2 separate regions of the Homo sapiens genome follow, and region 1 is linked to region 2. The links are chromatin contacts, found by Hi-C in ENCODE. All regions are on one chromosome and are shown on one strand. Each heading gives the region's core, a stretch centred on a gene start or an enhancer-like site at or near the end of the contact. The rest is flanking DNA. Distances are from core to core; before and after follow the strand shown. Region 1 holds the start of LINC02092 (long intergenic non-protein coding RNA 2092). Region 2 holds the start of CPSF4L (cleavage and polyadenylation specific factor 4 like).

The links. Hi-C counts contacts between places; a loop is a spot of excess contacts on that map.
Region 1: a map of HCT116 shows a loop between it and region 2 (4-fold over the local background). The contact joins the promoter of LINC02092 here to the promoter of CPSF4L in region 2. A Hi-C loop is called at or near these places in 1 of 168 maps with a recorded cell type or tissue (HCT116).

Annotation. Positions count from the first base shown.
Region 1 is chr17:73,784,260-73,788,694 of GRCh38, forward strand. It overlaps LINC02092 (long intergenic non-protein coding RNA 2092), which reads left to right and starts at 2,563. Exons shown (of 7, transcript NR_040020.1): 1 at 2,563-3,555. All of the region lies in intron 2 of LINC00469 (long intergenic non-protein coding RNA 469), which reads right to left.
Region 2 is chr17:73,260,118-73,264,362 of GRCh38, forward strand. CPSF4L (cleavage and polyadenylation specific factor 4 like) reads right to left here and starts at 1,763. Exons shown (of 6, transcript NM_001129885.1): 1 at 1,599-1,763; 2 at 816-866. The coding sequence starts at 1,701.

The sequences.
Region 1 (4,435 bases), core at 1,313-3,812, 520 kb after region 2:
CCGGAGATAGACGCTGCATGAGCCAGGCCTGAGCCAGCAGAACTGTTGGCCTGGAGAGAGGATGCAGAGCGCTGGCGAACCCCAACCTTACCGCCACTTCTTAACCTCACTGCAGGGTTCCAAGACTCTCCCCAGCCCAAATGCAAAGAGCCTCCAGGATGCTGATTTGCATGTGATTTGCATGCTGGATCTGAGGTCCCCGCGTCTCCTCCCTTCCCCTGTCTCCAGTTCCTTTCTCTGCAGGGTTGAGCTCCAGCAGGTTGACAACTAACCTGGGAGAAAGGAGTGGCTTCCTTTCCTATGCTGGGGACTTGTGACCCCCCATGTACAGTACAGCGAGGCTGAGGGAGCAGAGGGAAGAGGTGACAGGACCACAGCTCTACCGGGTGGCTCCTTCAGGGGATTTCAGTGCCTATGAGGAAGGATACTCAGCTGTCCCCTGGCGATCTGGTTAAAATGCAGATTCCAGCTCCTCAGGTCTGGAGTAAGACCCAGATCCAGCATTTCTAACAAGATCCCAAATGATGCTGCCTCCCAGGCTACACTTGAGTAGCAAGGGTGTAGGGCTGTGGGCATGTGGGAATCCCCTGGGGGCCTTCCACACTGACACTGGGTTCCACCCCAGAGATTCCGATATAATGGTCCAGGCTTGGGCACCAGGAGATTCTAACATGCGACTTGAGCTCCACTGTGGGACACCTGTACCCGTGTGTAGAACAAAGTGATTGTAATGACGCTGACCTCCTGTGAGGAGAAGAAGAGATGGAAAACTCATTAGAGGATAAACACCGGCCGTTCATTCAGCCGTTAGAGAACTAGACCACCAAAGGAGATGCCGCTTGCTCCTCGCACTCCACACACGCTCCAGGTCATTTACCAGAGAGCAGGAACAGGCCACTGGACTGTCAGTTCCAGGAGGAAGGGTCAACGATGGCTTTGTTCATGGATACACCTAGTGCCCAGCATCTGCAACATGGTAGGGGTGGGACGGGGGGATGATGGACAGGGGGCACCGCAGGAACGGATGCTGGCCAGTGATGGGGAGAGCACTGCATCCTCATCTCCAGCCTGCCATACTTCCCATCAGGAGGGGATCTTTTCTGTGACTCCAGAATGGATTTGGGAGGACTTATTCCTTGTGAAAAACATTGTCACACCCTCGTTAATCAAGCTTTCTTCCTTGGCAGAGAGGATGGAGAGGAAGAGGAAACTTTCATTCCACAGAAGGGCATCTGCCAATTTCCCACTTGGGGACGAGATTGAAATAGCTTTTTCAGATCCTCCAGTTAAGCTGACACATGTGGACCCTTCAATCCTCCACTGGGTTCCCTCCCAGGAGCAGTTATCTCGGCTCCAGCAGAACGGCTCTATCTCACCGCAGCCTGCCAGCTGTCTCGCTTCACAACAGAGAGAAGCTGGGGCCCCAAAGACAGTTCTGGTGCAAATAGCGTCGGAGAAGCAGACGCTGGAGCACTGGCGAGGGGAGGGAAGGGCGGCCAGGTCAGCTGGGCCACCCTTCATTCACATGGTCAGCCAGTGCCTAGGAGCTGTGAGGTCTTGGGGGGGGCCACGTGGAGCTGCAGCCGGATAACAGGGCCAGGGCTGAGAGTGATCTGAAGATGACAGAGCTAAAAAAGCATCACTTTAAGGTGAGGAAGGTAAATGCCACTTCTGGGCCGGCACCGTTCCCCAGGCTGGGAATGAGATAATGAATTATTACCCAAGGAAATGAAACCGCTAATAAAATCAAAAGCAAAGCTAGGGGAGGTTAAACTCCATTTTTAAAAAGGCGCTGGTGATTTATAGAGTGCCCTCTCTCCTTGCCTCCTAGGGCGCCAGCGGCTCCCCCTGTCCCTCCCCCTCTTCCCCACCTGCTGGCCCCTGACCCTCTGGACATACAGATCCTGGCCTCTCTGCCAGCTCTCCCCAGCCTCTGGCTGTTCTTTTTTCTCCATCCCCCTAGTGAGCCACTCCCACCCTCAATGGGAATTTAAAGGCTTGATTTGTGCTGAAATTTGGGCCAATTGATTTCAGGAGCTCAGTCCCCAAGGAATGGCTACCAGGAAATCCGTTTTCCTTAGGAATCCATTCCGACCTTTGAGCCAGCAAATTACAAGTAGAACCAGCCCCCGAATGGCAATCAGGTTTTGGAGGCTGGCGCTGGGCGGGTGTGGTTCATGCAGTGAGTGACTAATTGATAGGGCCTTCGAGCGGGAACCTGGCCCTCTCCTGATTCAGGGAAGCTCACTGGCTACATTTTCCTTCTCGCTGTGTCTGCTCTAATCCCTAGCAAGCTCCATTCCTGAAACCCTGGCCCCCTCGGTCTTGGCTCCCCTCCTTCCCTGCCTGAAGCCATCAAGCCCCTGCTGTCTGACCTCACTGCCCGTTTCCGTGGCGACGGCCCTGTGATGTCACTGGTGGTGGCCTGTGAGCCTTCAGGTGGGTAGGATGACAGCAGCAGGTGCCCAGGAGGAGGGGAGGAACAAAGATCTTGTTTTTGTGCCATCATCCCTGATACATAATGAAAACCCAGGGTAGGGGTGGGGTGGGAATGGAGTGGGGAGATCTGACTCTGCAGCCATCCCTCACCACTCCTGCTTGGACATCGCCAGGCTCAGCTAGAGAAGGCAGAAAAAGTTCCTCCAACTCCTTCCCCAGGCACCTATGCAGGCTCCACACTCCTGCCTGAACAGCTATGATTTTAAAAGCCATCGAGTCATGAAGAGAAGTGTGCCAGTGTGTGCTGGACTCAGTTTCCCCTGTGCACCATTTTCCCCAGTCAGCCCTGCACCTTCCAAGAACTATGACCCGAAGGCACACCCTAGTCAGCTCAGGCCCCACATTCCTGCAAAAATAAGGCTCCAGGGCTCCCTCATCGCAGCATGGGTTCTGCAGGAAGCCCCAGTGCCAAGTGGCTTTCAAAACTAGCCTCAGCTAGCAACGTGGCGGCTATTTCAGCGACCGACAAAAGCAGCTCCCCCAGCCTCCCTTGGTGTTTGTGGTCCCTTTTGTTCCAGCCAGGCACCATGAGGAAAATGCAGCAACCGTTTGGAAACAAAGGCTCGGGCAGGCTCTCTCCAGTCTGAAAAGCCCACTTTCACTTGAGTTTCAGGTAATTTGCTGTGCAGCCTGAATTCGTTAGACAAATTAGGCTCACTTGGACTTCAGGTGGCTCAATTACCTGGGTGATTTGCATGTTTATGAGTGAAGGGGACTGCACAGTAGCAGAAAGCAAATTTGAAATCCTGACTTTGGGGGCCCTGGAGCCCCTTTGCTGCACCTTTACTTTCCCTACCAGAAAGGAGGAAGGACAGAGTAGCTCCCCAGCAAGCAGATCAGCGGATGTCACATAACCACAGGGCAGTCATCAGGGAGCACGACCCCTCCCCAGGGCCACGCAGGCCTTAGTTTCTCCTTCTGGATCTGCCAGCAAAACAAAGGTAACTGCCTAAGAACAGCTTCCAAAGATGGAAGAAGAAAGTGAGAAAATCTATATTATTGATCGTTCATACCTAAGGAAAAGAGGCAAGAGGATTCCCATAGCCCAGCTGGGAGGTGAAGAGTTAATCCTATAATCTAGTCTGCCAGGGAGCAAGGCAAGGACTGGAGCTATTTTCAACCCGAAGTGTGCATGCAGAATGCTTGATGCCTGGGGGGAGGAGCTGGAAAGCCTGAGACCATTTGAAAGCATTAATTGAGTACCCAGGGTATATAGACCCTATTCTCAGGCCATGCTGGAATTCCAAAGGACAAGGGGGCTGTCTCCTGTCTTCTATTAGAGCATGGACCACCTTCCCCCACTTTCAATTTCTTCTCTGTGCCCACTCCCCCTCCCCAGGCCACAGCTCCTTCCTGGGCTCCGTGAAGTACCTACAGATGCCTGATGACCTTTTTAGAGTTGGCCCAATTACTCAACTGAAACAGCTTAAGCATTGCAAATTCACACACGCAGACTCTGCTAGTTGTCTGAGTAAGAGCTAGAGCGCTGGGCCCTGGCTGTATATTGGACTCACCTGGAGAATGTTTTAAATGATTGGAACCTGAGTCCCACCCCCAGAGAGTATGATTTAATTGGTATTGGATGCAGTGGCATTTTTTAAAAGCTCCTCTGGTGATTTAAACATGCCACAAAGCCTGAGAGCCCCTGAGCTGGAGGATTTGGGATTTTTGAATTGTTTAATGATGAGTCGTTGGGCTGAAATTGATCAAGTGTGATGGGATCAAGACAGGCTTAGATTCTATGCACCTGGTGGGCTGCTATCTTGAAACAAAATAGTGATGTAAGGTTTTCATATGAGTGTGATTGTAATGGATCTACATAAGAGTTGGTATGAGTATAGATTTGCCTGGAGTAAAGTCTTCACTAAACTGGCATTAGTTGAGGGAAGAGGTGGCAGGAAGAAGTAATCGATATTTCTTGAGTATCTGTTGCGTG
Region 2 (4,245 bases), core at 513-3,012:
CAAAGATGGTGGCAGGTGCTACCTCAGGGCATAGGGAATGGATGAGACAATTGACCAGTTTACAAACTGAGTCAGAGCAGGGGACTGGGGGAGAAGGATGCCTCTCTTCTAGCTGGGAGGAAATCAAGAAAAACATTAAGAAGCTGGAGCCTCCTGGGAATGCACAGGCCAAAGCTCAGACACACGCCCATCCCAGCAAGGCAGAAAGAAAAAAATACCCCTTTCCAGGCAGCCTGGTTACCCTGATGCGAACTGCAAACTATGAAGACTGCTGCTGAGGCGGGAAAATCTTAGGGGAGGGGCAGGCTGCTCGGTGGATCCAACCACTTATCCTTTGTCTACCTGTAAGTCTAAAATTCTGCTCCATGGCCGGGCATGGTGGCTCACGCCTGTAATCCCAGCACTTTGGGAGGCCCAGGCAGGTGGATCACCTGAGGTGAGGAGTTTGAGACCCGCCTGGCCAACATGACAAAACTCCATCTCTACTAAAAATGCAAAAATTAGCCGGGCTTGGTGGCATGCACCTGTAGTTCCAGTTACTCGGGAGGCTGAGGAAGGAGAATCGCTTGAACCCAGGAGGCAGAGGTTGCAGTGAGTTGAGATCACGCCAGATCACTCTAGCCTGGGCAACAGAGCGAGATTCCATCTAAAAATAAATAAATAAAATAAAAATAAAATTCCGTTCCATCCCAATTTTCCCTCCCCAGGTGCAAATTCGACACCCTATCCCAGGCCAGGCAGAGCCCCTGCTGGGTGTAGCTCAGACAGACCCTACACTCACCCAGCTTGGGGCCCAGGCCTGTCTGCTAACTCACCTTTCTCACAGAGCCCTTTAGTGAAGAAGTTGCACACAGCTGAGGCCGACTCTGGAAGGAGAAGAGGGAACGGAGAAGGTAGCTTCCCCAGAGGCTGCAGCTGTTCCGGAAGCCTCCACCTCCATCGGCATGTCCCACCTAGACCTCCCCCAGGCTCTGGCCTATGGGATCCCAAATCTGGGCCCTGTAGAGGTTAACCTGCAGAGCCAGCCAGCAGACCTCAACCCTTAACCCCCCAACTCTGAAACAGAGGAGCTCGAGGGGCTCAAGCCTGGCCCAGGAGCTCGGGAGGCCAGTGTGGCTTCTCTCAATTCACCGTCTCTCTGTGCCTCTCTTTCTCAGTCTGGAAAATGGGTTGCCCCGAAGCCACAGAAGAGAGAGACAGAGAAGGGGCGGTCGCATCAGGGAGTTGAGCAGAGAGGCCTGTAGAGAAGGAAGGGGGAGGGAGGCTGGGCGTGGTGGCTCATGCCTGTAATCCCAGCACTTTGGGAGGCCAAGGCGGGCGGATCACGAGGTCAGGAGATTGAGACCATCCTGGCTAACATGGTGAAACCCGGTCTCTACTAAAAATACAAAAAATCAGCTGGGCGTGGTGGCGGGCGCCTGTAGTCCCAGCTCCTCGGGAGGCTGAGGCAGGAGAATGGCGTGAACCCAGGAGGCAGAGCTTGCAATGAGCCGAGATTGTGCCACTACACTCCAGCCTGGGCTACAGAGCGAGACTCCGTCTCAAAGAAAAAAAAACAGAGAAGGTAGGGGAGGGAAAGTGGCCCCACCCTCACTCACTGTCCATGCCCTGGAAAGGCAGGAGCCCAGTGCCCTTCTGCATCTCGACATCCTTCTCGAAGGCAAAGGTGAACCGCTCTAGCCCCGCAATGACCTCTTGCATCTTCCGTCTCCTGCTGGGGCTGCGGAAGCTGCTGGAACCCAGGCAGGTGGGCCCAATATAGCTCATCAGAGGCCCTTAAGGGGCCAGCGCCCAATGCCTCCCCCTTCACCCCAGGGTGCCAGTGGCCAGGTGACTGCAGGGGACGCTCCAGCCTGGGCTGTACAGGAGCAGGGCCCAGCTGCCTCACCCGGCCCACCCAGTGCAGGGGCAGACACCCCAGGGCCCCTCACCCCCACACTGTGTACACAAGGCTCACTCGGATAGGGAGGGATTCGCAGAGCCCCACAAACTGCTTATCTTTGCATGTTACCGAACACAAACGTGGCGTGCACACAGACATTACCAAACCTGGGCTCATACTTTGTCCATGAAGACACAGCCACAGGTTAGCAAAGAGTTGCACAAACCAACCGCAGCAAGGCTGTTATTCTGCCAGAGCTGGGGGTGGTGGGGGTTTGCAGAGGGAGGGAGCCGTCCCACCTCCCCGCTTCTTCCCATGAGGGAAGGGGTCTCCCTCTGGGGCCCCTGACACCCCTTTTCTGGCCTGAGTGACAAGCCCCGAGTGAGCTCTTCGTGGGAGACAGGGAAAAAGGAATGAAGAGGAGAGGAACTGAAACAGTTGGATGAATGGCGCTTTGTTTACCTCGCACACAATCGCCAGCTTGGCGGGAGGGCGGAACCGACCAAGGCCAGGGCGGCCTCCCAGCCAGGATTCCACAGGGCCACCCAGTGCCACCCCACCCCTGAGAAAGTGCTTTATAAATGAAATCTCTATGCAAATGTTGTTTTATTATTATTACACCACCCCTGCCTGCAGGGCTGGGGACATCTGACAATGCTTTCAAAGGAGCATGTTAGGGCTCTAATTAGACCAGGTTCCCCCTCCCCCTGCTCTGGCCCCAAACTGGCCTTGCCTCTAACTAGAGCTGCTGTTCTCAGTCACATTGGCTTTTAATGCCCATAGAACCAGAACCCATACGCCCTCCTTTCTGGGTGCCCAAACCCAGCAGGGAGAGGTGGGCAGCCCCGCAGGCTCTCAGCTGGGCCAACATGAACTAGCCTGCTGGCTGTTGTTCCCCGTGGCTGTTGCTCCTAGATCTGTTCTTTTGAACTCCAGATCAGAAAAGAAAATAGCTGGAGAGATAGACACCTGGAGCCGAGGTGGGACTGGGAGGAGCAGGGACGAGATCCAAGAGTTTCCAGAAGCTCAGGCCTCTGACTGCATCCTGGGAGAGGCAGAGGGACCCAGCTCCAGGGCTAGAGGGTGGGGCCAAGGGGGTCCCTGGGGTAGAAACCCTGGCTTCTCTTGGCCTTAGTTGTATGCGTTGATTAGTAGTCCCAAGAATGCATTCATCTGTCAACACAGGCTCATTAAAGGCTCACAGAAGCCTGGCAGCGCAGGCAGGACTGATGAGGGAATCAAAGCCCAGGGAGGCCAAGACCACATGGTTTGGGAGGCGCTATGGATGGGGTTCACATCTAGGTCTCTTGATGACTTCCTTCCCTAAACATCCCTGAGCATCTCTGCACTAGGGCCACGTCCCTATCCTCAGAGATGGCCCCATCAAGGAGGGGACATTAGCCATTCACACAATAATGCGATGGAGGCATGAGGGGCCCAGCAGGGCAGGAAGGGGTAGCAGGCAGAGCTCTCTCAATGGAGAGTCATGATGATGGGGAGAGAATGTTCTGGAAGAAGGCCAGCAGTATGAAGGTTGGGGCATGGAGCAATGTGAAGGCTGAGGAGGCGCTCAAGGGTTTGGTTTGGCAGAAGCGGGGGTAAAGAGGTGGAATGGGGGCAATGAGGCTTAAGAGCTGAGAAGGGACCCAACTCTGGGGGGCCTGCTGGGGCCAGCTTTGGGGGGAAGTGATCGTGAAGGCAGCAGAGCCACCACAGGGCTCTGAGAACTGTACATGGCTCTCTGAGGGATGGTCGGGGGAAGACTGGACAGGGGCTGCTTAGAGGATGAATTTTTTTTTTTTTTTTTTTTTTGAGACTGAGTCTTGCTCTATTGACCAGGCTGGAGTGCAGTGGCGCGATCTCGGCTCACTGCAACCTCTGCCTCCCAGGTTCAAGCAATTCTCCTGCCTCAGCCTCCTGAGTAGCTGAGATTACAGGCCCACACCACCACACCTGGCTAATTTTTGTACTTTTAGTAGAGACAGGGTTTCGCCATATTGGCCAGGCTGGTCTCGAACTCCTGACCTCAGGTGATCTGCCTGCCTCATCCTCCCAAAGTGCTAGGATTACAGGCATGAGCCACCGTGCCCAGCCTGGGGATGATTTTTTAAAATCATGAGAGCCCTGGGGATATAGCCCAGAGATCTTTCTGCTACTCTGGTGGCCTGCAAGAGTTAATTGATGAGGGATGAACATGAAGGAGACTCCTGGTTAAGACTCCTCCCTCCAGCACCCCAGCTTCTCTGCTCCTCCACCAGGGGCTTCCCATCCCACTTCTAGGTGCCTGGCCAGCAGAGGTGTGTGGTGGGTGTCACATGGATGAAATCCCTTCTCCCAGTGGCTCATCATTAGTTTGGCACACA